Regions from separate parts of the Homo sapiens genome. Here region 1 is linked to region 2. The links are chromatin loops, found by intact Hi-C in ENCODE. Cell type or tissue: mammary epithelial cell. All regions are shown on one strand. Links, peaks and the distances in the headings refer to the core of each region. The heading gives the core; the rest is flanking DNA.

Region 1 (16,426 bases), core at 3,051-11,050, 63 kb before region 2:
ATTCTGTGCACCAGAAAGGCCCAATCAAATGTGAGGTGCTATTATGATTAGTGGACCCACAAATTATGTGACCCTAGTGTAGGATTAGAGTCATCTCAAAGGTATTGGGTCCTGAGAACATCTCTTCTTCAGCTTCTGATACAAACATTTTCCACTGGGAATGGGTGACAAAGGCAGCTTTCATTAGTGATAAAGTTCCAAGAGTCTGTATGTGTTAGTCCTATATTTAGCCTTATTTACTGAGTCTCATTTTAAATATTCATTTCTAACTTAAGGTTATACAAAACATCCCAGAGCCAAGCCAAATCTTCTGGAATAGATTCTTTTTTGCCAAGTAAATGCATTCCAGACATGCCATCTGACTTTAATTTGTTTGTAATGTTTCTCCCAGGAAGCAAACATGCTTGGTCTTAAGTGAGGCTTTAGCCCTTTCAAGCTATTCATTCAACCAATATTCACTAAGTGTCTCATGTGTGCCAGGAACTATGCTGCATGCTATAGAGACAATGTCATAATTATCATTGTCGTCATCATCACCACTGGTCAGCCACAAATAGCAGAGTCAAGGTGTGGTGAGGGGAGAGGCATGCTTCAGTCACCCCCACAGTTGTATCAATCCCCCCACAACCATCCAAATATTGATATGAGCTACATGAGAATGATGGCAGCCTGGCTAAGTCAACACTTAGAAACAAGAAAAGGGCCAGGTGTGGTGGCTCACACCTGTAATCTCAGCACTTTGGAAGGCTAGAGCAGGAGAATTACTTGAGGCCAGGAGTTCTAGAACAGCCTGGGTAACACAGTGAGACCTCTGGCTCTACAAAAAATAAGAATAAAAATGTTAGCTGGGCTTGGTGCTGAGTGTCTGTAGTCCGAGTTACTCAGGAGACTGAGGCAGGAGGATTGCTTCAGCCTAGAAGTTAAAGGCTACAGTGAGCTCTGATCACACCATTGCACTCCAGTCTGGGTGACAGAGCAAGACCCTGTCTCCAAGAAAACTAAACATATTTTTAAAATAAAAAAAAGAAACAGGAAAAGTTTCCCAGTCTCCCCTGTCAACCATATTGATGGTGCCCCTAAGCTCCTGGATATAGAAATTTTGGGATGTCATTGGCAGCAGCAATTTCTCCAGCTTCCTCTTTTAGTTCCTCTGCTTCAGCCTCTGTTTTTCCTTCCATTGTCTCCACTTCCCCACAATGCCTGTCATCCAGCAGCTCAGGCTGTGACTGTAGGGGACAGTCCATGCTACACTTGATGTGGCTGCCATTGCTGGGACATGTCTATGCAACCAAGCTGCAGTGGGGGACTTGTTGCCTTTGGCCTAACATGACCCGCACCAAACTCGAGCGTCCCTAGTGCCTATTGTTGAGGATGCAAGATGTTATGGTTGAATTATGCTCCTCCCCAAATTCACAGATTGAAGTCCTAACCTCTAGTACCTCTGAATATGAACTTATTTAGAAACAGGGTCATTGCGGATGTAACTTACTTATGTTAAAATAAAATCATGCTGGAGTGGACCAATATGACTGGTGACCTTGCTTTGAAAAGGGGGAACTTTGCACACAAACACATGCACACAGGAAGAACACATGTGACGATGAAGGCAGAGATTAGGGTGATGCCAAGCCGAGGAATGCCAAAGATGGCCAGCAAACTTTCAGAAGCTGGTGGAGAGGCATGAAACAGATGCCTCCTCCCAGCCCTCAGAAGGAACCAACTCTGTCTACACCTTGAACGTGGAGTTCTAACCTCCAGGACTGAGTCAATTTCTGTTGTTTAAGCACTCAGTTTGTGGTGCTTCGTTAACAGCCGCCCCAGCCAACTAATACAGGGGATTTCAAAAGAAGTTGGATTTGGAGTGGTGACAGCATTGTGGTTACATTTTTGACTTCCTTTATTGAGAATCCTACTGTTGGTGGACTCTATTGTTAGGCTTTGCTTTTAAGAAAGCTCATTCCCCCTAAAGCAAGTATCTTATCATATAATAATACCATATTATATACGACAACTCCTTCCCTCCCTGCCTCGCTCCCTCCCTCCCTCCCTTCCTTCCTTTCTTCCTTCCTTCCTTCTTTTTCAGACAGAGTTTCACTCTTGTTGCCCAGGCTGGAGTGCAATGGTGCAATCTCGGCTCACTGCAACCTCTGCCTCCTGGGTTCAAGAGATTTTCCTGCCTCAGCCTCCTGGGTAGCTAGGATTACAGGCATATGCCACCACGCCTGGCTAATTTTGTATTTTATTAAAGACGGGGTTTCTCTATGTTGGTCAGGCTGGTCTCAAACTCCCCATCTCAGGTGATCCACCCGCCTGGGCCTCCCAAAGTGTTGGGATTACAGGCATGAGCCACAGCACCCAGCCGGCAACAGCTTCTTTTAAGGCCACATTCATTACAACAGGGGTCAAAACTTTAATCCAATATTTCCCACACTTTAGTATACATAAAAGTTATCTGGGGAGCTTGTTCAAAATGCAGATTTCTAGGCTCCACTCTTCTTCCTACTGAATCAGAATCTCTGAGGGCCAAGCCTTGAGAATCTGTTTTTGTCAAGCACCCTAGGAGAGTCTATTGATCACACTTTGAGGGACGCTGACAAGAGCTGAAGGAATTATGAGATTTCATGCAAAGTCTGTTTGATGAAGTGGAGGCATCTTTTGGTGTATGTCTTAGTTTGTTTTTTGCTGCTATAAAAGGATACCACAGACTAGATAATTTATTTCAACAAAGAATTTTATCTCTTACAGTTCTGGGAAGTCCAAGATCAAGAGGCCACATCAGGTGAGGGCCTTTGTGTTTCATCATCTCATTGTGGAAGGCAGAAGGGCAAAAAAGCATGAGAGAGAGAGAGAGAGAGAAAGAGAAGGAGACCAAATATTCTTTTATCAGAATCCCACTCCTGTATAAGTAGCTTACTCCCTCAATAATGGCATTAATTTGTCCATGAGAGCAGAACCCCCGTGACCTAATCACCTCTTGAGGTCCCACCTCTCAACGCTTGCACTGGGGATTAAGTTTCCAACACATAAACTTTAGGGACACATTCAAACCACAGCAGTGTAGTTCTATGGAGAGTCCTGAAATCCCACTACAGAAGCAGTAATCTTTCTAGCTAACATCTAAGAGAATATCCCCAAAGTACTCATTATGCATCTTAGTTAAAATGATCTTATTAGAGAACTCCACAAAAACCACACAATTATAGTTTAATGAAGTAGAAAATTACTTCTAATTGGGTTTTTTTCCCCAAGTAAAGGCAAGAGTCAGGGAGAGTCAGCAGTTGTTGTTTTTTTTCATTTATTCAGTGAATGTTCAGCACCCTTTTAGGCACTGGAGAAAAAAAGCAGTGATTGAACACATCCCTGCCTTCGCTGAGCCTCCAGCCTAGAAGGGAAAGCAAACGAGAAACCAAGGGCAGATGAGAACGCTAAATGCTCTTGCCACTCACTCCCTTAACACCGTTACATCTCAGTTTTCCCTGTGTAGAAAATGGGTGTGCAGTGAGATTAAAACATACACCTAAAATGTGCATATATATGTATGAAACTCTGACATATTTTTAGAGAACAAAAAGATGACACAATGATTAACTTAAATGTCAGATTAGAGATTTAAAGTACTGCTCTAAAAAAGTAAACGGTGCTACTGCTCTGTGTGACTTACTCATTCCTTCATACACATTTTGCCTGTGCTCCTGGCTAGAGGAAGAACATATCTGAAGGTTGGATGGTGTTAACTCCTCCCTTTAAGAGGCAACACCCAGGACAGAGATGTGTTTCTGATTTGCTCCGTTATCCTAACGTTTCTACAAGGACTCCAGAGAGATTAAGTTTCAAGAGAAGATTTAATCATAGGTGTTCAAACTACATGGAAAGGTGCTAGTAAAAGAGTTAACATTCCAAATCACATTAAAAAGCAAAGAAAATCAGAATTGGAATTCTCGTTCATAACAATGACTAAATATTAGTTTGCTATGTTATTCAATACAGTTCAGGAGACAGTCAAATAGCATGTAGAGGGTAAAACAGGCTGTATTTAAAATTGAAGGCTAATTCAATTTTGATAGATGATGCCAAAATAATTCCCCCAGTGAGTACTACGTTAAAACTTAACATGATTTTAGTTGTGTAAATTGTTTTGCCAATGTTTACATACATTTTCTTTTAATATCCATAAGTGCATCTTTCTCAAATCCCAATGCTAGATTTGAAAATAGAACTTTTTAGGAAAAGCAGCAATCATCTACTACCATTCATCCACTCCAAACAGGAAGAGACAAACTATATAATTTAGCAGCAAAAGCTTGTTTTTCTTCTAAGTTCCTAGTCTCGCATTTCAGGGTTTTGTGTGGCGTTTTAGAAAGAACGTCAAAGACACGGTTCCTAAACCCACGGGCACCATAAGAGGATACAACATGCCTATTAATAATTGTATTACTCTTCTATTATTGCTAAGAAGAATGATGGGCTGGAAGCGTTGGCCCCCAAGCCAAATTTATCCTGAAATGTTTTCAATTAACTCTTGGCACCAGCAGGAAAGCATCAAACCTTTCCCAGGCTGAAATATGGAAAATCTGCAGGGAACATCTCAGCAGGAGAGGAATTTCATTAAAATGAGCACATCATAATCCAATGACTTCTGCTCCCCCTTTAAGCCTCCCTATTGATAAGGAGTCCTGGGCGATTTTTATGGATTTGCGAAGAGAAATTATTTCATAAGATCTTTTCAGAGAGGTTGCTTTGGCCTGGTCCTTTGAATTATTATCTGCTTGGTGATTAAAAAATGGTCAGACATTTGGCTTAATTGTGACTGCTCCTAAGAGGCTGGATAAGAGGGAGTCGAGGCGAGATGAAGTTTCATCCTCAGACAGCTGCTTTCTGCAGTCACTGAGGAGCTGCCACCTGGCCCGTTTTCCCAGGTCTCCATAAAGTGACACACTGTTACAACCCGTGTTTCCAACGTCCTGCTTGGAGAGGGGAGTAGCAGCCTTCTAAAGGAATGAGATAAGCAAGCGCACCATCCAACAGCTTTCCTGGGGCAAATCCATCTCAGAAAAAATTAAACTGCCCTCCTGGGTAGGGTGGTGGGGGCGGGGGGTCGGGTAGCTGGAAGCCACTGGGGGAAGTGGTGCCGGGAAATAAAGAAATTTATCAGCTGGGCTCAGCGCCTCACACCTGTAATCCCAGCACTTTGGGAGGCTGAGGTCAGCGGATCACGAGGTCAGGAGATCAAGACTATCCTGGCCAACATGGTGAAAACTTATCTCTACTAAAATACAATAATAATAAAATAATAATAATAATAATAATAAGCTGAGCATGGTGGCGCATGCCTGTAGTCCCAGCTACTCCAGAGGCTGGGGAAGGAGAACCACTTGAACCCAGGAGGCAGAGGTTGCTGTGAGCTGAGATCGCGCCATTGCACTCCAGCCTGGTGACAGAGCGAGACTCCATCTCAAAAAAAAAAAAAAAAAAAAAATTAACTGTGGATTTTGAAAAAATGTATGCCTCTGTCCTCAACCTCTTACCCTAACTCTCCTGCATTCTATTGTTAAACGTGTCATGAGAAATAAAAGAGAGCCTTGGTCTGCCCACCTATGTAAATCATAATCATGGTAATACTATCCAGTCAGAAAGTATCTGTGCTGTGAATGTTAAGAGACACTACATATAAAATGCTGAGGAAGTGTTAGTTGTTATAATATTTTTAAAACATCAAAATACTTGACCAGAACAACTCAAAACCAAGTGAAGTCATCAAAAACAAGGAAAGCCTGGGAAGCTATCAGCCAAGAGGAGCCCACAGAGACAGGACAAGTAAATACAGCCTGGATGAGATCCTGCAACGGGAAAAATAAAAATCAGAAACAGGTAAAAACCAGGCATGGTGGCTCATACCTGTAATCCCAGCACTTTGGGAGGGCAAGGTGGGCGGATTATGAGGTCAGGAGATCGAGACCATCCTGGCTAACACAGTGAAACTCCATCTCCACTGAAAATACAAAAAATTAGCCGTGCGTGGTGGCGGGCGCCTGTAGTCCCAGCTACTCAGAAGGCTGAGGCAGGAGAATCGCTTGAACCTGGGAGGTGGAGGTTGCAGTGAGCCAAGATCACGCCACTGCACTCCAGCCTGGGAGACAGAGTGAGACTCCATCTCAAAACAACAACAGCAACAACAACAACAACAACAACAACAAAACTCAAGAAGTCTAAAAAAACTATGGATTTTAGTTAATAACAGTATATCCATATTAGTTCGTTAATTATAACAAATGTAACATACAAATATAATGTGGGCCTGGTGCAGTGGCTCACACCTGTAATCCCAACACTTTGGGAGGACAAAGCAGGAGAATTGCCTGAGACTAGGAGTTCGAGACCAGCCTGGGCAACATAATGAGACCCCCCATCTCTACCAAAGAAAAAAAAAGTTAACCGGACACGGTGATGCACCTGTAGTCCCAGCTACTCAGCTACTCAGGAGGCTGTGGTGGGAGAATCTCTTGGGCCCAGGAGACCCAGGCTACAGTGAACTGTGATGACGTTCCAGCCTGGGTAACAGAGTGAACTTGTCTCAAAAAAAAAAAAAAAAAAAAGAACATGTTAATAGTAGTGAACACTGAGTGAGGGCATATCTGGGAACTCTTTCTACTATTTTCTCAATTTTCCTGTAAATGTAAAACTATTCCCAAAAAATGAAGTTTATTAAAAACAAACAAAAAAGTAAATCATTACTTGAAATTATAAGGTGATCTATTATGGACAGTATTTCATTCTAATAAAAGCAAGATCACATATGCATTTTAAACTAGATGACTAAAGAACATTTGCCTCGGCCAGGCACAGTGGCTCACACCTGTAATCCCAGCACTTTGGGAGGCTGAGGCAGCCGGATCACGAGGTAAGGAGTTTGAGAACAGCCTGACCAACATAGTGAAACTCCGTCTCTACCAAAAATACAAAAAAAAAAAAAATTAGCCAGGCTTGGTAGTGTGCGCCTGTAATCCCAGCTACTCAGGAGGCTGCGATAGGAGAATCGCTTGAACCTGGGAGGCAGAGGTTGCAGTGAGCCGAGATCACGCCACTGCACTCCAGCCTGAGGGACAGAGCAAGACTCTGTTTCAAAAAAAAAAAAAAAAATTTGCCTTTTACTGCTCTTCCCTCTTACTGCCCCCCACCCATATACACAACATGCTCCAGCTACAACTGAGATGCTGGTCATTGACTGTGGCTCACATGTAGTGAGGGTGTAGTACATTTGTCACTCAAGGTTACCTACATATGTATCTTACCTCTCAAGCTGTGTCAGCTGCCGCCTTCCAGGGTCAGCCCCAGGTCTGCTATGTCTGTGTCCCTCTTTATGTCCAGTGACCTACAGGACACACCTTCTCAACTTCATCACCTGGACTTTGAAACAAAACAGAAACCTCTGAGCTTTCTTTTCCCATAGCACACACCTTTCCCAACTTCCTTAGTTGATCATCATGACTGATACTAAAACCACAGGCTGCTCTGGGCAGGCAAATAAGGAATGCTTAGACTCTCTTCCCTCTCCTTCCACGTGCCCTGTTACCAAAGCCCTGTGCTGATGCTGCATTTGCCTCTTCCATCCATTTCTTTAGTTGTTACCCTATTCCAGCCTCTCAAATCTAGGTTATTTCAACTTCATCCATTTTTATCTTTTTGCAAACCCCGATATCTGATTGGAAAATCTTTTCCAAACATCATTTTCACTATGCTGCTTGTACATTTAATAAGAAAATATATGGCCTGTTTTTTTGTTTTGTTTTGTTTTTTGTTTTTGGGGTTTTTTTTTCTCTGAAGCAGTGGTTCTCAAACTTGCATCCAAATGGGAGAACTTACTAAAATGCAGATTGCTGAGGCCCAGCCCCAGGGTCCCCAGTTCAATAGGTCTGGAGCAGAGGCCTGAGGACCACATTTGGAGAATCATGGCTCTGAAGTACCAACTCCAAACCCTTCTGTCTAGATTTTAGTATTTCTCTCTCTCTCTTTCTCCCAACACTCTACATTACTCTCAAGTACCTGCCATGGCTCCAGGTCCTCAGTCATATTAATATTTGTTCACTCCTTGTTTGTCCCTCCTCTGCTTCGTTTCCTTCCAGTTTTCCTTTCCCCACTGTTCCTTATTTTTCACCCTTGCACACCAATTTGAGACTTTTCTCTTGCAGTCTATTTCCCAAATCAATTTATCCCACCCTTAGGAGTTAGAGAGTAACCTCCCCTCAAACCACACAGTCAACCAACCATCCAAACAACAAGCTCACCATGAGCCACAGACAAGCATAGGCAAGACGATTCATGTGGTTCTGTCCTCTTCACCAGGACAACTGCTTCCAGACCCACTGAACCAGAGTCTCCAGAGGTGGGGCCCAAGAGGCTGGATTTCTCAAAGCCCCCAGGCTTGCAGGTGGTGTTTGAGAACTACTGGTCTATACTCATGCCCTTTACTTTCCCAACATCCAACCATTTCTTAACACCTTGAAATTGGCTTTGGCCCCACCAGTCCATTGAAATAGTTTTCTTGAAGGTTATCACTGATTTTTCTAATAAATTAATCCAATAGTTTTGCCTATTGATGATCACATGTCCTTCTTAATTACTTTCTCCACCTAGGCTTTCCTGGCACCACATTTTTCTGCTTCTTTTAGGAATCTATTCTAATTCCTTTCAATCTTCCCACCCTGTAATGCAAGCATTGTTCAAGACCCTATTTTTGGCCATTTTCTTTTCACTCTATATATTCTTCTTTCTGGAAATCTCACCTACTTGCACTCTCTCTCTCTCTCTCTCTCTCTCTCTCTTTCAATTCCCAACTCCTTACAGATGATTTCCAAGTTTTTTCTCCAGCTCAGCCTCTCTTTCGATGGCTCTTCTCCATTTCTATCCATGTGTTGTATGTGTCCAACTATGGGTCATCATTCCTGGAACCTTCCTCATTGCCTTAACATGCAAAACTTTTCTTCTTCCTATGTTTTTTATTTGTATTAAGGCCGCCATCACTCTTGAGGAAACCTAGTCACCTCATGCTTAATCCATGGCATCAATCACCTTTGACTCCCTGGTCTGCTCCACATCATACATCTAAAGTGTATGAATCTCAGCTGGGCACAGTGGCTCACTCCTGTAATCCCAACATTTTGGGAGGCTGGGGCGGGAAAATCTCTTGAGCCCAGGAGTTCAAGACCAGCCTGGGCAACAGTGAGACCTTGTCTCTATTTTTTTACATAAATAAATGAATAAATACATATAAATAGTAATAAACAAAGTGTATGAATCTCATGGATGCTGACCTTTTCATTGTCTGAGACACACTCCCCCATTCATTCATGTTGCTATGATTCCAGCTTGGAATTGGAGCTGGTACTGCCTCACTAGTGTCTTGGACTCAGACTCATGCTTGCCCAATCTTTGCCACAAACTATATTCAGATATACATATCATGTTGCTGCTTATTTATAACTCTACCTCATTTTAGCCTGAGGATTTATGGTAATATTGATAAATATATTCAATAAAAGATAAAATATAAAGTATAAAAGTCAGAATCATGGAAAAATAAATATCAGAGTGGAAGATCAGAAACTAGCAGAAACTGATTGCAGATTATAAAGGCCATAATATTTAGCCAGGTAAAAACAAATGGCAGATTTGCACTGAGCATCCTGGGAGACAAATGGAAAAAGAAAACAATTAGATGATTCTATTCCCTATAAAGAGTAAACTTAAGAGTTTCTCAGAAGCAAAAAAGAAAATAAATTTTCCAAGTGAAGGTTCTTTAAAGGGAGTCACTAGATTACTTTTTCTAAAGCATAGCTCCAATTATAATATTTTTCTGATTAAAACTTTTAAAAGTATCCTCCTATGAGCTGAAAGAACTAATTCTAAATTTCATAGATTGTGGTTTGAGTTTTGGGGATGATTAAATACCATGTTATCTTTCAGTCTTCTCTCTCATCACTTTCTCTTGTGGTCCCTGCATTCCAGGCAAGCAGAATTACCTCCAGTACATGGGCCCTGCCTTTGACTTCCCAGAGTCCACATCCAAGCCCAGGTATCAGGAACACTTCTCCCCAGTGCCTGTTCCATAAAGACCAGCTGAACTGCCATCTCCTGGGATCTCTTCTTAGTTCTCTCTTCTAGTTTTCTCCCTATCTGATCCTCTGTGGCTTTGTCTGTAATCCTTTGGTTGACATTTATGTCATTCAGCCTCCTGCCTCTCCTAGTGGATCTTCAGCTCTTCCAAAGCACAGGCTGAGACTGTGGGTTCCTCCACAGCACAGGCCATTTTGCTGAAGTCCCACGGGCTAAACACTGAGGCTCAGACCTGAAATGTGAGGAACCGCATGGGATTCTTGATGGAACTGTTCAATATGAAAATGTAAATTTCTCCGAAGACAATTAAAAAAAAGTTTTTATTCATTTCATTATGTTTGAATTCCAAACAACATGGAGAAATGCTAAACTGGCTTCTGTTAGTTTATTCTGCTAGTTAGAGTCAAGAGCCATCGTTCTAGATGTAGTCTTAGGGCCCCTCAAGCTACAACGGTCTCACCTCTCAGGAGCTCACCTCCATGCTCAAGAAGTAGTTTTTAAAGAATGAATTGTCTCTCAAGATTTTGTCAAAAATCTTATGTGCAAAATCACATGAGACATTTCAGACATTTTCTATAGCTAGTCAAACAGAGGGGTTTTTTTTAAAAAAACAGAAAAAAAAACTGTGTTTGACTAGTTCTTTCTTATAATCCTCACCATCATTTATAGCAATGTGGTCAAATGGAATAATTCCAGATATTTAAAAAATACATTCCTCCTTTTGTCTTTACTCAAAATGTCTACAGCTGATAAATAAAGGGTATTTATTAATCACCATTTTAAACGGCCCAGTGTAATTTGTTTCATAATCTCCAGTGATGGCAATTTGAGGCAGTAACTTTCTCAGTCCCTCGAAAATGTATAATTTCTGCATTCTAGCTGGAAAATACATTTTTTTCTTTGTATTATTTCTGCATTCTAGCCGGAAAATACTTTTTTTTCTTTGTATCATTTCTGCCTTCCAGCTGGAAAATGCATTTTTCTTTTCTTTTCCTTTCCTTTTCGTCCCCTCCTTCTTTCTCTTTTTACTTCTTTCTTTCTTCCCTCCTTCCATCCTCTCCCCATCACCTTCCTTCCTCTTTCCATTCTCCCTTTCTTTTTTTTGTAGTATTCAGAGTTTGGGCAGTGCATTCTCAGAATTTACTTCAATCTCTTAGTACACTAAACTTTTTTTAAAAAGCTTCCTTATGTGTTTAATTAAATTATTTTATTCTCATAATGCTCTATGAAGGCAGCAATACTATGATGCCCTTTTACAGAAGAAACTACACAGAGAAAGGTGAAGTCACTTGTTCTAGGTCACACAGCTAGTCAGTGCTATAGATGAATTTAAACATAGGCTGCCTGGCCCTAGAGTCTATGTTCTTAACCTTGACACTCTCTACAGACTAAGCTACACTTAAATGTAACTCCTGGTTTCCTGCCCTGTCCATCTCTGAACACTGATTTCACTCTAATTACCTAGTTCGATCCTCACAGCAACTCTGTGAGGCCCAAAGAATGGGTATTACCATCGGCCCATTTTGCAGATGAGAAAACTGAGGCTGAGAGAAGGAAAGAGATTTAACTAAGATCCAATTTAGATTGGTGGTTGAGCTGACTCAAGCTGGAGAAACCTCCTTTTGGCTGGTATTTCTCCTAATAGATATTTTTTCCAGTAAACATATTATTTCACATATACATGAAATACACATGTATAATCAGAGTTATTGAGACATAACTCATACTATGAATTCACTCATTGAAAGTGTAGAATTCAGTGACTTTTTAGTATATTTACAGACATGTACAATCATTTCCACCATCTCATTTTAGAACATTTTCATCAACCCAGAAGGAAGCCCAGTTCCCATTAGCAGTCACTCCCCATTTACCCCAACATTTTCTCTCCCTCCAGCCCTAAGGAATCACTATACTTTTCATCTCTGTGGATTTGCCTATCCTGGACATTTTATATGAATGGAATCATATCATATTTGGTCTTTTGTAGCTGGCTTCTTTCACTTAGCGTAATGACTTCAAGGTTCATCCATGTCATAGTGTATATCAGTCCTTCATTCCTTTTTATTGCCAAATACTCTCCCATTGTACACACACATCCCATTTTGTCTATCCATTCATCAATTGATGGGCACTTGTATTGTTTCCACTTTTTGGTTATTATGAATAAAGTTGCTATGAACATATGTCTATGAGTTTTTGTGTAAACACATATTTTCATCTCTTGGGTGAGAAGTAAAGTGGAAATGCTGGGTTAACTCAGTAACTCTATCCCTAACTTTTTTTTAGAAACTGCCAAATTGTTTTCCAAAGCAGCTGTACCCTTAAAATTCCTACCAAAGATCTGGGATGGTTGCACTCCCTCTACATGCTTATTGTCACTTGGCATGATCTGTCTTTTTTTATTTCAACCATCCTGGTACCTATGAAGTAGTATCTCATGTGGTTCTGATTTAATTTACCTGTAACTAGTAATATTGTACATATTTTCTTGTGTGTATTGACAGTTTATATACCTTCTTTGGAGAAATGTCTATTCAAATCCTCTGGCCTATTTAAATTTGTATTACTTGTCTTTATTTCTTAGTTTGGGTTCTTTATACACCCTGGATCCCAACCCTCGTACCCAGATTTGCAAATATTTTCTCTCATTCTGTGGGTTATCTTTTCAATTCTCGATGCTCTCACTTATAGCACAATAGTTTTTAATTTTAATTAAATCCAGTTTACCTATTTTTTGTTTTGTTGTTTGTGCTTGTGGTGTCCTATCTAAGAAACCACTCCCTAACCCAAGTTTATGAAGATTTACTTTGGAGTTTTCTTCCAAGAGTTTTATAGTTTTCACAATTACATTTGGGTATATGGTATTTGGCCCATTTTCATTTCATTTTTGTGTAAGTTATGAAGTAGGCAACCAACTTCAATCTTTTCTCTAAGATTTCCAATAGTCTCAGTACCATTTGTTGAAAATATTATTATTTTCACCATTGAATTCCCTTGGAACTCTTGTAGAAAATCAACTAAACATAAATGTAAGAGTTTATTTCTGAACTCTCATTTCTACTCCATTAATCTAGATGTTTATTGTTATGTCTTGATTACTGCAAGTTTCCAAACTTTCTTCCTTTTCAGGATTATTTTGACTCTTCTGGATCCCTTGCATTTTCATAAGAATTTTAAAATCAGCTTGTCGATTTCTACAAAATGTCAATTGGCATTTTGATTGAGATTGCATTGAATAGGTAGAACAATTTGGGCAGTATTCCCATCTTAACAACATTAAGTCTTCTGATCCAAAGCATGAGATGTCTTTTCATTTGTTTAGATCTAATTTAATTTCCTTCAACAAAACTTGTAGGTTTTGATGTATGAGTTATTTCATTAAATCTATTACTAAGTATTTTTGGATGCTATTCTAAATGGAATTGTTTTTTAAATTTTATTTTTATTTTTGAGTTGTTTGTTGTTAGTGAAGAGAAATATGATTGATTCTTTGCATTAATCTTGCATCTTGCAACATCAGTGAACTTGTTCATTACTTCTAAAATCCATAGAGACTCAAGTCTCTTATATGAAATGACATAGTACAATTTGCCCTTCACATCTGCAGGTTCCGCATCCATGGATTCAACCCAACTCAGATGGAAAATGTGTACAGTCAGCCCACCATATCCACAGGTTTCCACCCATAGTTGGTTGAATCCGCAGATGCAAAAACCTGTGGAGGGCCACAGAGGGCCACTTCCTCTTTTTGTTGATTCTTTGGGATTCTCTATATTCAAGATTATAATATCTGTCAGTAGAGTAGTTTTACTTCTTCCGATCTGGATGACTTTCATTTCTTTTTCTTGCTTAACTGCCTTGGCTAGAACCTCCAATACAATGTTGATTTGAAATGACAAGAACAGACATGTTTTTCTTGCTCCTGATCTTAGAGGGAAAAACACTCAGACTATAAATGTTAACTGTGATACCAGCTCTGAATTTTTCATAGGTAGCCTCCCTCGGGTTAAGAAAGTTTCCTTCTATTTCAAGTTTGTTGAGTGTATTTTTCTTCATATTATGAAAGGTTGCTGGATTTAGTCAAATGCTTTTTCTGCATCTAGGCAGATATGGTTTTTGTTTTTTTATTCTATCAATATAATTGATTTTCAGATGTCAAACAAACCTTGTGTTCCTTAATAAATCCTTCTTGGCCATGATGCATAATTGTTTTTATATATTGTTGGATTCAGCTTGCTAGCATTTTTTTTGAAGATTTTGACTCTTATATTCATAAGGGATATTGGCCTTTAGTTTTCTTGAGATATCTTTGTCTGCTTTTGATATCAGGTTAATACTGGCCTCATAAGAGGAGTTGCTTTCAAGATTACCTGTTTTTGACTTTTGGCAGTTTGATTATGATGTGTTTAGGTGTGAATTTGTTTGTGTTTATCCTACTTGAAGCTTTTTTTTTTTTTTTGACAGAGTCTTGCTCTGTCGCCCAGGCTGGAGTACAGTGGTGCAATCTCGGCTCACTGCAAGCTCCGCCTCCCAGGTTCACATCATTCTCCTGCCTCAGCCTCCCCAGTAGCTGGGACTACAGGCACCCACCACCATGCCTGGCTAATTTTTTTGTATTTTTAGTAGAGACGGGATTTCACCGTGTTAGCCAGGATGGTCTCTATCTCCTGACCTTGTGATCTGTCCGCCTCAGCCTCCCAAAGTGCTGGGATTACAGGCTTGAGCCACCGCGCCCGGCCCCTACTTGGCGCTTTTGAGCTTATTTCAAATTAATCTTTTTAATCAAATTTTTAAAGTTTTTGGCCATTATTTCTTTAGATATTCTATTTGCCCCCCGCCCCTCTCTCTCACTAGAATTCCCATTATGCAGATGTTGGGATGTCGGATAGTGCGTTAGGAATTTCTGAGACTCTGTTCATTTTTATTCATTTTTTCTCTCTATTCATTAGACCAGATCATCTCAATTAACCTGTCTTCAAGTTCTCTAATCTTTATCCTTTCAGTTTATATTTTCTGTTGAGTCCCTTTTGCACATTTTCCATTTCTGTAATTTTATCTGTTTTTTTAAAAAATAATTTCTATTTCTTTATTGGTATTCTCTATTTTGTGAAGCACTGTTTCTATATATTCCTCTTCCTCTTTAGTCATGGCTTCCTTTAGTCCTTTGAACATATTTATAATAGCTGATTTGAAGTCTTTGTTTTGTAAGGCAAATATCTGGATCCTTTCTGATAAACATTCAATTGGCTAGTTTTTTCCCCTGTGTATGAAACATAATTTCTTGTTTCTTTGCATGTATTGTAAGTTCTTGTTGAAACTGAACATTTTAGATAATATAGTGTGGCAACTCTGGAAGTCAAATTACCCTCATCCCAACCCCCAATTTGTTTTGTTTGCTTTGTTGTTGCTGCTGCTGATTGCTCATTTAGTGCTTTTCCTGGACTAATCCTATAAAATCTATAGTCTTTGTGGTGTGAGTAACTGAAAACTCATCTCAGTTAGCTTAGTAATCAGTGAACGATTGGTCAGAGATTTGCTTACAGGCCCTAAAGCAATAAGTCTTTCATCTTTTGTCAAATGGGCCTGAGTTTGCCTGGGAATACATGCTCAATGCTCTAACATTTTACAACTCTGCCTTAGCCTTCACTTCCTGCTTGTGCAGGGCCTCAAGTTCAGCCAGAGATGAGAGTTTGGGGTCCTGTGAGGTCTTTCCTCGTCATGCACATAGCTCTATACATGTATGCAGTTTTGTAAATCCCCAGGAATATGTCAGAGTTTTTCAAAGCCCCCTACAAACATCTCATTCTTCAGGCTCTCCTTTCAGGTTTTGGTAAGGGTCTCATTTTCCCTAAGTGGTAGAACAGTCTCAGGCAGCTATAATGTTAACAATTTCCTCTGATTGTTTTCAGCAAATGCCCTGGGGTTAGGGTTTCCCTGTGGGTGAGCTCCAGGTTAGGTCAAATGAAGGCACAGCCTTGCAAATGGTGCTTTTCCAAGGAGCTGCAAGACAGTTCAAATAATGGCAATGCTCTTGGGATAGGACTCCAAAGCTGGCTTCCTCCCTCTAGTGACAGCTACCATAGTTGGAGGCTGCTGGTTTTCATGACTACCGTGGAGCTGTGGAGAGAGGAAAGTGAGTAGGCAAGTTTAAAATGTACCTAAAATTCTGATGTCACTGAAGACACACAAGCCAGCTCACCCAGACAAGGCAAGCCCAGGAGGCTGGTGAGAGCTCCATGGTACCACAGCAGTACCCCCGGAGTCCCAGGACCAGGCCCTGAGCTCACCCATCTATGGACTGAACTTTGCCAAA
Region 2 (16,426 bases), core at 5,640-13,639:
TTTTCTATTTTATTTTAATATGTTTTTAAATGTTCAGAGAAAGCAGGGTGGTTACTTGGGGACTTTAAGAAACAAAGTCCTTGAGTGACGTAGAGAATTTTCTGGGGCCAGCTAGACAGAGTAGGCTTTTCTAGTGTGAGGGAGACCCTGGCCAGGGAAAAAGAGGCCAAGGAAACCAAGTGAGTTGGAGTGGTGTCCTGGTGTGGTTTGCAGAAGATCTTTTTCCTGAGCAGGAAAAGTGCAGTAATGTGAAATGTAAAGTGGAGTGTATAACCTTATCTTTATTTCTCTCTGAAAACAGAGAAACGTTTGCATTTTGACACTGAAAGTTTGCTGGGAACTGATACAGGTAGCTGTTAGAAGAGCTGAGAGAAGAACCAAGGCACCAAATTGCTCCTTGCTTTGCAACGCAACATTCATTCATTCAACAAACAAGTCCCTACTATGTGCCAGTGGTTGTGGGACAGGTGACTAAAGCACAGGTGACTAAAGGGAAAGCGACTAAAGCACACTTGTGACAGTGATTGGAGCTGAGGAGGAGGTAAATAGAGCAATGCCACAGAGCAGGAGCAGTGAAACTCAGAGGTCTACAGTCAGGCAGGTGACCTATGTGAAAAGGTGCCAGGGAGGCCTCATAGAAGGAAGCCTGCTGTTTAGCTAATGCAAAGAAAACATTTTAAAAGAAAAAGTTTTAGCTTGGGCAACATGGTGAGACAGTGGCTCTACAAAAAATACAAAAATTAGCCTGGTGCGGTGGCACATACCTGTAGTCCCAGCTACTCGGGAGGCTGCGGTGGGAGGATCACCTGAGCCCAGGAGGCAGAGGTTGCAGTGAGCCATGACTGCACCATTGCACTCCAGCCTGCACTCCAGCCTACAGTGAGACTCCATCTAAAAAAGAAGTTAAAAAAATCAGAGAGGTTTAGTATACAATGAACAATCAAATGTATGACTAAAATTCATAAGCAATGATAAGTGCTAACATACTGTCATTTGGGCTTTGGGTTAATTTCCATGAAAGAAATAAGGATACTGTATTAGAGCTTAAGTCCTTTTTTATTCTTTTGGTTTTATACTCTAATTCCCCTTCCTTCTTTCCTCCCTCCCTGATGGAGACAATCACTGTCGTGACTTTGGTGTTATTCTTTCAGTCCTTGTTGCTACACGTATATGTGCTGCCTGACAGCAGCATTGCTTTGCGTTTTTAAAATGTATATAAATTGCATCATTCTGTATGTAAAATTCTGTTATTTGCTTTTTTATTTAGCAGTATGTTTTGAGAATTGTCTATGTTAATTTTTATGGAACTAATTCATTCATTTTGTTGGCCGTGCAGTATTCCATCAGATTAATGAGAGTTTGACTTTTTAACAAATTTTACTGTCACATAGCATGCCTCACTCAACATTTATGTATATGTCTCCTTGTGCACAGATGCAAGGGTTTCCTTAAGGATTACACCTAGAAGTAGAATTACTAGATGGATGTAGGATATTGGGTAGACACCAGATATTCCAGATACTGAGGAACTGTGTTCCAAAGTGATTGGACATATTTATAGTCCCTTTAGGAGTGTGAGGCTTCTCCTTTACCTGATGCTTGCCAGCATCTGATATTGTACATCAATTTTATTGTTACCAAATTATATTTTTTTCACATTGTCATATGAAAACTATATTATTTCTCGGATTACCAGTAAGGTAAAATGATTTTTCATACATTTATTGGTCATTTGGTTCTTCTATTTTGTGAATTCCCTGTTTCTATCCTTTGCTGAATTGTCTATCAGATTTTTCACATTTCTCCTTGTTAATTTGTATCAGCTATTTACACATTCTGGATTCTGAGATTATATACACACACACACACAACATATGCACAAAGACACATATATGCACATATATGTATTTAAAATTCTACTAAGCACAAAAAAGAAGACCTAAATTAATGGGGAAAAAATCAAGTCCTTGGAGAAGAAAATAACATTCTAAGGATGTGAATCATCCTCAAATTAATCTATTAATTTAAGAAAATTCTAATAAAAATTCAAGCAACATTTTTTTTGTAGCATGGAACACAGAATCCACATATTAGAGTAAAAAGAAAATCAAGAACAACTAAGACAACCTTTAAAAACCGAGAAAGGACAGGAAGCATGTTCTATAAGGAGACAAGAATTATTGTAAATTATATGTTAATTACATATAACTGTAATTAACATAAGTGCAATATATGCGCATATATTAATAGATTATATATACACATACACAATATACACACAATATATAAGTATATATATCAGTTTATATCTGATCTATACAGAGTCATCCCTCGATATTGAGGGAGATTTGTTCTAGGACTCCTCATTGCTACCAAAATCCGAGGATGCTCAAGTCTCTGATATAAAATGGTGTATGTAGTATTTGCATATAATTTATGCACATGCTCCAATATATTTTAAATTATCTGTATATTACTTATAATACCTAATTCAATGTAAATGCTATGTTAATACTGGTTATACTGTATTGTTTAGGGAATAATGACAAGAAAAATAAGTCTGTACAAGGTCAGTACAGACACAATTATTTTTTCAAATATTTTTAATTTATGCTTGGTTGAATCCATGCATGCAGAGCCCATGGATATGAAGGGCCGGCTGTACTAATATACGTGTATTCAGTAAGGTGTGCAACTACAAACTTACAGAAAAAGTTAATAGCATTAATTTATATACATAGTAATCAACCAGCTAGAAGATATAATTGAGGCCTCAGGCTAGGTAACATAAACATAAATACTCAGAAATAAGTTTATTGAGAAATACTGATAAATTTAAAAATTCTACTAAGCACATAAAAGAAGACCTAGATTAATGGGGAAAAAAAATCATGTTCTTGGGAAAAAAATAACATTCTAAAGATGCAAATTATCCTCAAATTAATCTATTAATTTAATAAAATTCTAATGAAAATTCAAGCAACATTTATTTTGTAGCATGGGACACAGAATCCACATATTAGAGTAAAAATAAAATCAAGAGCAACTAAGACAACCTTCAAAAACTGAGAAAGGAGGCAGGACACCGTGGCTCATGCCTGTAATCCCAGCACTTTGGGAGTCCAAGGTGGGTGAATCACCTGAGGTCAGGAGTAGAGACCAGCCTGGCCAACATGGCGAAACCTCATTTCTACTAAAAATACAAAAATTAGCTGGGCATGGTGGCGCATGCCTCTAATCCCAGCTACTCGAGAGGCTGAGGCAGGAGAATCGCTTGAACCCAGGAGGTGGAGGTTGTAGTGAGCCTAGATCACGCCACTGCACTCCAGCCTGGACAACAGAGCAAGACTTAGTCTCAAAAAAAAAAAAAAAAAAAGAAAGGAGAGGAAGCATGTCCTCTAAGGAGACAAGAATTATTGTAAATTACAGTAATGATATCTATGTGCATTGGTAAAAAAGACACACAAGGAGACATTGGTCCTCAGTGTATCTCCACAAATTTTTATTATAAAAACATTCCTATATTCTATACTGCTACTTATTTAGCCATTAAATAATTCATTCTGTAATTTTAAAATAAAATTTTAAAAAGCAATTTTAGGTCCACAGCAACATTGAGTGAAAGGTACAGAGAGTTTCCATATCCTCCCACCCTACAAATTCTCAGCCTCCCCTATTATCCACATCCCCCACCAGAGTGCTGCATTTGATACAATTCATGAGCCTACGCTGACACATCATTATCATTCTTTAATTTTTAATAAATAATTCTACTTTAAAGGGAGAAAGAAGCATCACAGTCTGGCTGATATCTTAAAGTTTCTAAGACACAGGAAGAGCCACTGCTCTCTTGAACCAATTAAAACACCATCTTCTACTGGTTGACTCAAGAAATACAGGAGGAATTAACTAGCTTCTCTAGGGCTATTTCCTTACATGTGACAGCCAGTTATACATGAAGATATTACACTCAAAGAATCATATGAGAATATAATGGGATTTTTTTTCAAATACTATCCTCATAGTATCTATACTACAAACTAGGTGTCACCATCTCCATTGAACAGATAAGCAAGCAGAGGCTCAACAAAGTAAGATACTTTCCCCAGAACACAAAGAGAAAGGGCAGAATCAGAACTCCCAGTCAGGTCTAGAAAACTCCAATCCTGCACCCGCCATCTTGCTTGATGCCCACTGACAACTCCACTTACACTGACCCTGTGCTCACTTGGAGAATTGCAGCCATTGATGACTTGGAGTTCTGTAAGACTGGGATTCAAGAACTATAGAACACAATTCCTAGAACTTAGAGTGGGTTGCCTGTGGCCACATGCTTTGGGGTGTCCAAGCCTCCTGGGCTGCACCATTTCAATGTGTCCTTGGAGCATGTTAGTGGCACTTCATTTTGCTTCTGCTTAGCTTCAAGGATTTTATGTGCTTATGTCAAGCATTAGTTGCATGTTCCTGCAGTTTAAACCAGTATAGTGTCATGACAAGAGTAAACCATTAATGCAATGGTAGTACAAATCAGTAGCCTGAAAAAACAGTAGGGAGGTAGTGATCAAGGTATCTTCTACACCATTTTTTTTCATTCACTTGGTCCCTGGAACTCCAGTTTCTTTTCCACTCCTTGATCATGGGAAGCTCTTTCCTGCCCCCCACCCCCCGCCCCGTCAACAAGGTCTTTATATTTACTGTTCCTTCTGCCTTAAAACTGACCTACCAATTTGTGAATGGCTGCCTATTGTTCTTTAGGCCTTGAGTCAAATAGCAGCATCTCGGAAAAGCCTGCTATAATCACCCTTGGTCACAAGGCTCTAGTTACTCTCTATCATATCCCCTGGTTGTTTCTTTTCTACCAGTTATCTCAATCTGAAATCATCTTATTGATTCATTGTCTTGAAGCTAATACCTCTTGCTCTCTGTTAAATACCCAGCACCTAGACTAGAGCCTAGAAAATGATGGTAGCTCAGTAAAAATGTGTTAAATAAGTCATTGAGGGAGCAATCTTTACTAGAGATAGAGAAATGATCAGAAAACCTTTTCCAGCTACATTTCCAAGAAAGAGATTTAGCGATGAAAATGGGTGGTCTGACATACTTTTATTCAGTTCCAAAGCCCTGGTCAGTAAATACTGGCTTCAGAGGCCAAAGAAACCTGAGACTTGACTGGCTCTGGGATTGCACTGCAGCTCAGAAAACCCCCACATGCAAGCAGAACAGGGGTTATTCGGATCCCCCTCTCTCTGCTCCTTTGGCATGCATTCTGGGCCCTGTAAAGTTTGCCATTTACTGGGTTTTGTCAGATCAACACAAAGTAAATATTTTCAGTTCCTGAATGCTGGTGAGAGCATGGGAGGGATCAAGTGACGATGCCTGGGAATAAACTCGATCTCCGTGCAACAGCAGGCTCAGTTCCATGCTCTCTGCGGAGCCAGGCCGATTAGTGGCACATGGCTAGGGCTAAGATCTGGTATAAAATGCAGTCATTTATCCTCAAGATCATTAGTTTATTCATGTCAATTAACACTGTTCATGGGCTCCAGTTTCTGATCAATCTTTTGGAAATCTATCAAAATATTTGAAAAAATTATTCGAGTGGTAAATTGAACATTATAGGTCAACTTCTGATATCCAAGTGAAAGACACAGAAGACTTAAAGAAAAACATATCTACCATGAGAAGTTTGTTCTTAGCACAACCACGAGGATCAAGTTTGAAAAATGCTCTCCATTGGGACTAAATATCCATAAGAACTACAGTTCATCAAAATCATCTAGCTCCAGCAGCCCTGTGACATGCAGGAAGAAGCTTATGCAGCTCTATGAAAGAAATCAACACCAGTAACAAATCAAGTGTCACTGCATGCTCCATGGCTTATAAATACCCCTAACCATACAGAGATGCTGGTGGATCACACAGCATGAGAACAGAAAGGTGGTGGGGAAAGACACGTAGCAAGTCAGGAAGAGGAGTTAAAACAGCTCTGCCAAATGATCATAACAGAAAAGAAAATGTTGGTTGCCCTGAGCTCCAGTGTGTGAAAATCACACTTCTCCATAGATTAAAAAGTACCTATAAAAATTACCAAAAGCTGTGACTATTTATCCCTGCAACAGAACAAGATTCTGGCATCTGTTTGAACCCAGGAAGAGTAATATGCCCTGAAGCTCAGAGTCCGATCGCTGTTCTCGTGCAGAGTGGGTGGTAGCTAAGCCCTCCAAGATGCTCTGTTCTTCTTGGCCAACAGGAGAGAATATTAGGGCTTGCCCAAACAGGCCCCAACAAGGCACTTTTATTTAGTTTCTAGCATGATTAATCTAATTTGTTTAAGTTCTGGGAAACTGGCTATACTACAAGGTAGCTTTCTGGAAACTTATGAAAACTTACATCCAAAAATTCTTGTGCAAATTAGACATTAATGGGCCAATTGTACATGTTTCAAATCAGCAAGCTGCTCCATAGGTGAAATTGATCTATTTAGAAAAGGTTTAGAATTTAGAAAAAATTAGGTTTCAGGAAAATAGTGTATCTTCTTTTAAACCTTTCTTTCCCAAGCTCACTTTTAAGGGATCATTGGGATTCCCCACTAAGAAAGTTACTGTGTCTATCATCAGAAAGGTGGTATCAGATGGCACCCCCTTCTGCTGATGTGTTAGGATTTTGAAGGATTTGCTAATCTTAGAGAAGCCTCTCTCTTAGACTGCTTTCTGTGCTGGGAGTGCAGGTAGTGGGAGAGTCCCAGAGGTGGGGCATGGCTCTGGAGTGGAAGCACCCAGTCCTGCAGAAGCAAATGATGGAAAGGGAACACAGCTCACAGCATAGAAAATAGTTTCCTAGATGAATTAAATCATTTCCCTAAAGAAACCTGGCCCAAGATCTAATGAGAAAGCCAGTTAGAAAAGCTCCATCTTCTGATTTGTGGTCCACAGCCATCTCAATTCTGTAGTGTAGGCAGTCTGTTTGGATAGTCCCAGTGGGTTCAATTCTAGAAGCCACCAGATTGAAACTGGTCCAACCAGCTAGTTTTAGGACATAAGTTTTCCAACCCAGGACTTCATATTCCATCCTTACCCTCCAAAATCCAGAAACCATTTTTAAAAATACTTATTTCTATCTTCTAAAAGTAGATTGTAAACCCAAACCATGCCTCTAAAAGGATCCACAGACCAAAGCCTTCTCTACTTACCCTAGCCCTCTTAGCTGTAGGTAGAAATGATGTAGGCTTTTCAGATGCTTAAAAACATGTCCCACTTGGGAGGAGATGGCTCCAGATAAGATCTTTTGGCAGGTGCCTATTAGGCTCAATTCCATGGCTTTCCTCCAAGATGATTTTATTTTTAAACAGAATCAAATTTTATGCTGTAGCCTTGCTAGGAATATAGTATATGAAACTGTTCTTTTCTCAAAACAGCTTTCTTTTATTTCATAAAGAACACGTTTAACCTTTCTTTCTTGTCTATGAAATAAAATGGAATTCTCTTTACAGTGGAGCTTTGTTTTAAAGTAAGAAAGATCTTACCACCTCTATCCATGCTATGGGCAGAAGAGATTGTTTAAAAATCCTTGACAATATTAAATGTGGGATGTAGTGCTCATTAAAATTATACCTTATCTTTGTTCAGATGCATAGCCCAAGAGACACAAATGTTATAAACAAACCATTATAGTAGCTTGTATTTGAAAGAACTGGTATTAAATGTAGTCATTTATCCTCAAGATCATTAGTTTATTCATGTAAATTAACACTGTTCATGGGCTCCAGTTTCTGATCAATCTTTTGGAAATCTATCAAAATATTTGAAAAAATTATTTGAGTGGTAAATTGAATATTATAGGTCAACTTCTGATATCCGAGTGAAAGACACAGAAGCTTTAAAATAAAGGAAAACATATCTACCATGAAAAGTTTATTCTTAGCACAACCATGAGGATCAAGTTTCAAGAATGCTCTCCATTGGGACTATATGTCCATAAGAACTACAGTTCATCAAAATCATCTAGCTCTCTGTGGCCCTCAGGTGGTATCTGGTCATTCTGGCCATAGACTAGCTACAGAACTAGCTTTCAAAAAGCAGTTCATCTCAACCAGCTTCAAGATTAAATCAGAAGATCAGATCAGATCCAATTTACCTGTAAAATCTCCATTCCAGCATTTAACAATGCACTATAGTTGCTCAGTCTGTCTGTCAACTTGTCAACATAAGTTTATTTAGCTAAGAAAACAGGTGAGTTTTAATCTCTTCTATAAGGGCCATGACAATAGTAATCTCCGTGTTGTGTTCCCATGCACGCAAACTCTAGAGTTTTAATTTGCTTTCCTTCAGTAGAATGTAAACTTCACTGAGGGCAAGAATCTCTGCCTTGTTTGCTTGTTTGTTTGTTTGTTTTTCCCCACTGTTCTTTTCTCAGAACCTAGATCAGAGCCTGACATGCCGTAAGCACTCAATACGTATCTGGTGAATGAATGAATGAATGGATACTCAGGCGTGGGGTTTCTGCTTTGTATGGTTGGCTGGGGGATTCCACTCCCACTATTGGGACACCCTGCTTGGTTACAATGCAAGGTGTGCCTCTCTTTGGCTACCTTATTTTTTACTTTGGAGATTTGTTTCTAAAAGGTGGGCATGGGTGCTTCCTTTCCTCTAGTCATAAACAATAGAAGTAGACCAATGTTATGAACCTTGCTTTCAAGGAAAGAGAAAATGTTGTCAGCTGCTCTTGAACTTCCCAGGGATACTTACATTAGATAGTATAGCCATGCAGCCAATATATCTTTCTTCATATGATTTAGAAAAATATTCCCAGCAGGTATTCTCTGTGGCTGGAGAGTTCACAGATTTTTTTTTTTTTAATTTCCTCTGCTCAATACCCAGGACAGAAGAAAGCAAGGGTAAAATGCCACAAGATTGATTTTACTGGGTCTGTCTTGATTTGACCAGGACAGATGAAATCTTGCACTCTCCACCTCCCGCTACAAGGAAAAGTACGACATGAATGGGCTTCCCAAGCCAATGCTGGCCTCTACTGGTGTGGAGGCAGAGAAAATCAGAAGGCCACTGGAAAATGGCCCTTCATTCCAACCAAGATGGCAGCCTGGGGCAGAAACATACACTCACCTGAGAGTGCTTTGGTTTCTTAACATTTCAGGAACTAACATAAACTAACATCCACCTTCTATTATCTCCTATTAGAGATATGTACACACTCAGGTAGAGAGCCAGAATCGATCTGCTGCAGTTTTTCTACAAAATTACCAAAAGCGATGGGAACAGAGCAATGACCAGTTGACTTTAGATCTCACTGCCTTAGTATAGAGCCCGGCATATTGACAGATGCTGGCCAATGTTTGTTGAATGCTAGAGTGACCGAGAAGTCCTGGTTTGCCTGGAACTTTCTCAATTTTAGTAGCAAAATTTTTATGTCTCAGGAAAATCTTCTGTCCAGGTCAAACTGGGATAGTTGGTCACTCTATTCAGAATGCCACGGTGATGCATGGATTTACAGAATTCTGAGTTAAGTTCAGGTTACCGCTTGCAAATCAGTGCAGTGTACCAAAATGCCTGGCATAAATTTGTTTGTAAAAAAAACAAAGAAACAAAAATTGTTCTATTAAAACATCAACATATTTTTTGAACTGTGTGAAAAATGTTTTGTTTCTTTTTTCAAATACCTGTCAGAATAATCAGTTAGCATAAAAGACTAAAAGATGGTGAATAGAAAAGAACAACATCAAATAAGAAGCATGACAAATGATTCTGGTTACAGAAGCAAACATATTGTTTTCATTTCCCCAAACTGTTACCTGTCAAGTAACTTATTGCAGACACAATAGGGTCAGGGCTGTAGGCTGGATATTTTGATATGAAAAGATAATTTTTTAAAAAAATGCTAGGAAAGAAAGACCATTAAATATTTCCTTACTCTTCCTTTCAAAAACAAAAATAAATGTGTCAAAAGAAATATCCCATCATTGTTTTAAATACATTTTGCATGTTTAGAATTTCCTCCAATAAAATGCCACAGAGAATGCACATTTTACAGCCCTAAACATATTTAATATACTGTTTTTACAACAGCTGTTGCTTTCACAGAACTTTAACCCTGCTGTGTAAATGCATCACCAGGAAAATACCCAGGTTGTCATGGAGACAACCTCAGCACAGAGCCCTTTGCTCCGTTGAACTGGTGTCAGCTTTCAGCCTCCCTGCATTCCAGTCTGGCATCAACCCCAGGCTACAGCTCAGACTTCATTAGAGGTCCTGATGAAGGACAGCGAAGGAATCCAGGGCAATTACTAGAACTGTAAGACCTCTTTCCATCAACACACCTGATGGGAGAACTAAAAATTAATTCCAGAGGGAGTGATGGTATTAATCAAGATTTTCTGGCATCTTCCTCCAAGAACGCTAGATAGACCCAGTTGTCTTTTCCTAGCCAATTTTAGGCCCATCCATTGTCTTAGCAGGAAGAGATAATATTACAGTTGACATTTGGAAGATTATTTAAAGTATCACGTGGCAAATGTTACAAGTGTAAGGCCAAATTTTCAGTGTTGCTAAGTTCGTGAAATTTCTATCACTACTTGAAGAAAAGAACCATAGTTGCATTGAATCCTTCCTGCTGGTAATTCATGATAACATTTTCTAAAAAACACTGAATATTTGACTTTAAACAAAACTGAGTTCAAAGGGGTGGCACAAAAAATGGTGGATAAAGTAAAATGATGATCACACAGTTCTTGTAAAGTATCGCAGAAAAGACAAAATGAATTTTTTTAGCCTAGCTGACTGCTTTAGAAAGCAAATTAAAACAAAGTTTTCTAAAGCAACTTGGTTTTATGGTCTCATAGGTACAAGTGAGTTATGATTCTGTTTTTGTTGTTGTTTTTTTTTTTTTTTTAGAAGGACTGTCGCTCTGTCGCCCAGGCTGGAGTGCAGTGGCAGGATCTCGGCTCACTGCAAGCTCGGCCTCCCGGGTTCGTGCCATTCTCCTGCCTCAGCCTCCCGTGTAGCTGGGACTACAGGCGCCCACCACCACGCCCAGCTAATTTTTTGTATTTTTAGTAGAGACAGGGTTTCACTGTGTTAGCCAGGGTGGTCTCGATCTCCTGACCTTGTGATCCGCCTTCCTCGGCCTCCCAAAGTGCTGGGATTACAGGCATGAGCCATCGCACCCGGCTGAGTTATGTTTCTTTTACCCCTGAAAAGTTCTTAAATTTGGTCACAGGAAGATTCAAAAATTGATTTATTTTATAAAACCTTTATATATATATGATTTATCCAAACAAAGCACCTCCTTGGTCATAAAGGGAACTTACCAGAATTGTTATCAGTGAACTAACCAGAAATCAAAGACACAAAATGAACTCAGTACTCTAATCATCCAATGGCCTTATGTGGTGGCAAGGCTAACAGTAAATGGACAGAGAGTAGGCATTTGCAAAGCTAAGTTTATGTTGAGTTGACCTTAGACATCTGAACAAATCAGGCTTGTATTTAGACCAAAGACGTGTGCATAAATAAACCTGAAATGTATGGCAATTGTCATGTTTAATAAACTGATTAAAAGGGAAGGAAAAGATAAAATTTATTGTAATTTGCTCTCTTACTGTTCGCTTCCTATTATTTATTCATTCAACAATGATTTACCGAGCACATATTTTGTGCCATTGCCTGTACTTGATGTATAATGATACATCTATTAATAAGTATGATATTGCTCACATGAAACTTAGGTTTTTCTGAGCTGTTGTTCACTGGGCATGTATATTTTTTCTCATATTGTGATATTTTCACCTCTGTATTTCCATATTTACCAATTCCTTGACAGCAGAGGTTTGCAACTAAAATAAGTTGTGTTTTAAATAAGTGTTCTCTTTTAAATGAAATTGCCACCAGAAAGAATTTTACAGGGCATGCAAGAAATATAACTTTTCCCATTTTTAGTCCATTTTCTGACCAGTAGATTTATGTCCCATCCTGATCACTCCCTTTTTCCATCAGATTTGGCCCAGAAGGTCAGCATTAGATAGACTTATTAACAAAAATCAATGTCAAAGAACAAAGGGATGCCCCAATTAAGGCTGTTTTAAATAGTGAGACATAGGTGCTATTCCAAACAAGACATTTTAAAAATCAATGGCAGTGTAATAATTTTGAAATATTAAGCAATGTGTTTCTTGTCCTCTTTGAATACCTCACTTGTGGCTCTGTGGTCATTACTTTTGGAGAGACATGTGACAGAGCTAAAGCATATAAAAATTAGATGACATGGTTGATGTATACCATGGAATACTATGCAGTCCTAAAAAGAAGGAAGTCATGTCCTTTACAGCAACATGGATGCAGCTGGAGGTCATTATCTTCAGCAAATTAATGCAGAAACAGAAAAACAAACACCGCATATTCTCACTTATAAGTGGGAGCTAAACACTGGGTGCATATGGACACAAAAATGGCAACAGTAGACACTAGGGACTATAAGGGAGGGAGGTAGGGAAGGAGGCCAGGGTTAAAGACCACCTATTGGGTTCTGTGCACACTACCTGGGTGACGGGATCAATTGTACCATAAACCTCTGCACCACACACTGTATTCCTTTAATAATCCTGCAAATGTGCCCCTTGAAGCTAAAATAAAAGTTGAAATACAAAATAACCAGCTAGCATCATAATGACAGGATCAAATTCACACATAACAATATTAACCTTAAATGTAAACCGGCTAAATGCCCCAATTAAAAGGCACAGACTGGCAAACTGGATAGAGTCAAGACCCATCAGTGTGCTGTATTCAGTAGACCCATCTCACATGCAAAGGCACACATAGGTTCAAAACAAACAAATGGAGGACAATTTACCAAGCAAATGGAAACCAAAAAAAAAAAAAAAAGAAAGAAAGAAAGAAAGAAAAGAAAAAAAAAGCAGGGATTGCAATTCTAGTCTCTGGTAAAGCAGACTTTAAACCAACAAAGATCAAAAAAGACCAAGAAGGGCATTACATAATGGTAAAGGGATCAATGCAATAAGAAGAGTTAATGATCCTAAATATATATGCACTCAATACAGGAGCACCCTGATTCATAAAGTAAGTTCTTAGAGACCTACAAAGAGACTTAGACTCCCACACAATAATAGTGGGAGAATTTAACACCCCATTGTCAATATTAGACAGATCAATGACACAGAAAATTAACAAAGATATTCAGGACTTAAACTCAGCTCTGGACCAGGTGGACCTAATGGACATCTACAGAACTCTCCACCCCATATCAACAGAATATACATTCTTCTCAGCACCACATAGCACTTATTGACCACATAATTGGAAGTAAAACACTCTTCAGCAAATGCAAAAGAATGGAAATCATAACAAACACTCTCTCAGACCCCAGTGCAATCAAATTAGAACTCAGGATTAAGAAACTCACTCAAAACCGCACAACTACATGGAAACTGAACAACCTGCTCCTGAATGACTACTGGGTAAATAACAAAATTAAGGCAGAAACAAATAAGTTACTTGAAACCAACGAGAACAAAGACACAACATACCAGAATCTCTGGGACATAGCTAAAGCAGTGTGTAGAGGGAAATTTATAGCACTAAATGCCCACAAGAGAAAGCAGGAAAGATCTAAAATTGACACCCTAACATCACAATTAAAAGAACTAGAGAAGCAAGAGCAAGCAAATTCAAAAGTTAGCAGAAGACAAGAAATAACTAAGATCAGAGCAGAATTGAAAGAGATAGAGACACGAAAAACCCTTTAAAAAATCAATGAATCCAGGAGCTGGTTTTTTGAAAAGATTAACAAAATAGATAGACTCCTAGCAAGACTAATAAAGAAGAAAAGAGAGAAGAATCAAATAGACACAATAAAAAATGATAAAGGGGATATCACCACTGATCCCACAGAAATACACACTACCATTAGAGAATACTATAAACACCTCTATGCAAGTGAACTAGAAAATCCAGAAGAAATGGAAAATTCCTGGATACAGACACCCTCCCAAGACTAAACCAGGAAAAAGTCCAATCCCTGAACAGACCAATAACAAGTTCTGAAATTCAGGCAGTAATTAATAGTCTACCAACCAAAAAAAGCCCAGGACCAGTTGGATTCACAGCCAAATTCTACCAGAGCTATGAAGAGGAGCTGGAATCATTCCTTCTGAAACTATTCCAAATAATAGAAAAAGAGGGACTCCTCCCTAACTCATTTTATGAGGCCAGCATCATTCCAATACCAAAACCTGGCAGAGATACAACAGAAAAAGAAAATTTCAGGCCAATATCCATGATGAACTTCGATGAGAAAATCCTCAATAAAATACTGGCAAACCAAATCCAGCAGCAAATCAAAAAGCTTATCCACCACGATCAAGTCGGCTTCATCCCTGGGATGCAAAGTTGGTTCAACATATGCAAATCAACAAATGTAACCCATCACATAAACAGAACCAATGACAAAAAACACATGAATATCTCAATAGATGCAGAAAAGGCCTTTGATAAAATTCAACACCCTTCATGCTAAAAACACTCAATAAACTAGGTATTAATGGAACGTATCTCCAAATAATAAGAGCTATTTATGAAAAATCCACAGCCAATATCATCCTGAATGGCCAAAGCTGGAAGCATTCCCTTTGAAAATGGGCGCAAGACAAAGATGCCCTCTCTCACCACTCCTATTCAACAGAGTATTGGAAGTTCTGGCCAAGACAATCAGGAAAAAGAAAGAAATAAAGTGTATTCAGATAGGAAGAGAGGAAGTCAAATTTTCTGTGTTTGCAGATGACATTATTATATATTTAGAAAACCTCATCATCTCAGCCCCAAAACTCCTTAAGCTGATAAACAACTTCAGCAAAGTCTCAGGATACAAAATCAATGTACAAAAATCATATGCATTCTTATATACGAATAATAGACAAACAGAGACCCAAATCATGAGTGGACTCCCATTCACAATTGCTACAAAGAGAATAAAATACCTAGGAATCCAACTTATAAGGGATGAGAAGGAACTCTTCAAGGAGAACTACAAACCACTGCTCAAGGAAATAAGAAAGGACACAAACAAATGGAAAACCATTCCATGCACGTGGATAGAAAGAATCAATATTGTGAAAATGACCATACTGCCCAAAGTAATTTATAGATTCAATGCTATTCCCATCAAGCTACCATTGACTTTCTGCACAGAATTAGAAAAAACTACTTTAAATTTCATATGGAACCAAAAAAGAGCCTGTATAGCCAAGACAATCCTAAGCAAAAGAACAAAGCTGGAGGCATCACGCTACCTGACTTCAAACTATACTACAAGTCTACAGTAACCAAAACAGCATGGTACTGGTACCAAAACAGATATATAGATCAATGTAACAGAACAGAGTCCTCAGCAATAACACCACACATCTACAACCATCTGATCTTTGACAAACCTGACAAAAAAACAAGCAATGAGGAAAGGATTTCCTATTTAATAAATGGTGTTGGGAAAACTGGCTAGCCATATGCAGAAAACTGAAACTGGACCCCTTCCTTATACCTTATACAAAAATTAACTCAAGATGGATCAAAGACTTAAATGTAAGACCTTGAATCATAAAAGTCCTAGAAGAAAACCTAGGCAACACCATGGCAAAACCTAGGCATGGGCAAAGACTTCATAACTAAAACACCAAAAGCAATGGCAACAAAAGCCAAAATTGACAAATGGGATTGAATTAAACTAAAGAGCTTCTGCACAGCAAAAGAAACTATCAGAGTGAACAGGCAACCTACAGAATGGGAGAAAATTTTTGCAATCTATCCATCTGACAAAGGGCTAATATCCAGAATCTACAAGGAACTTAAACAAATTTACAAGAAAAAAACAACCCCATCAAAAAGTGGGTGAAGGATATGAACAGACACTTCTCAAAATAAGACATTTATGTGGCCAACAAACATATGAAAAAAATCTCATCATCACTGGTCATTAGAAAAACGCAAATCAAAATCACAATGAGATAGCATCTCACACCAGTTAGAATGGTGATCGTTAAAAGTCAGTAAACAACAGATGCTGGAAAGGATGTGGAGAAATAGGAATGCTTTTACACTTTGGTGGGTGCGTAAATTAGTTCAACCATTGTGGAAGACAGTGTGGTGATTCCTCAAAGACCTAGAACCAGAAATAACATTTGACCCAGCAATCCCATTGCTGTGTATATACCCAAAGGATTTCAAATCATTCTGCTGTAAAGACACATGCACACATATGTGTATTGCAGCACTATTCATAATAGCAAAGACTTGGAACCAACCCAAACGGCCATCAATGATAGACTGGATTAAGAAAAGGTGGCACACATATACATGGAATACTATGCAGCCAGTTCATGTCCTTTGGAGGGACATGGATGAAC

The links. Peaks named below come from ENCODE experiments on the same cell type or tissue, not always from the same donor. Only the 100,000 strongest peaks of a DNase experiment are listed, where the experiment ranks them.
Region 1: a loop joins it to region 2, with 5 times the contacts of the local background. A loop is called at or near these places in 2 of 110 quality-filtered maps.

The regions. Positions count from the first base shown.
Region 1 is chr9:86,909,826-86,926,251 of GRCh38, reverse strand. No RefSeq gene overlaps it. Among named protein-coding and RNA genes, the nearest start is that of GAS1, 29 kb to the left of the region's middle. In mammary epithelial cell, for the core only: no CTCF peak of the experiment used is centred there; a DNase peak (open chromatin) is centred at 7,481.
Region 2 is chr9:86,849,072-86,865,497 of GRCh38, reverse strand. No RefSeq gene overlaps it. Among named protein-coding and RNA genes, the nearest start is that of GAS1, 90 kb to the left of the region's middle. In mammary epithelial cell, for the core only: no CTCF peak of the experiment used is centred there; DNase peaks (open chromatin) are centred at 6,247 and 10,167.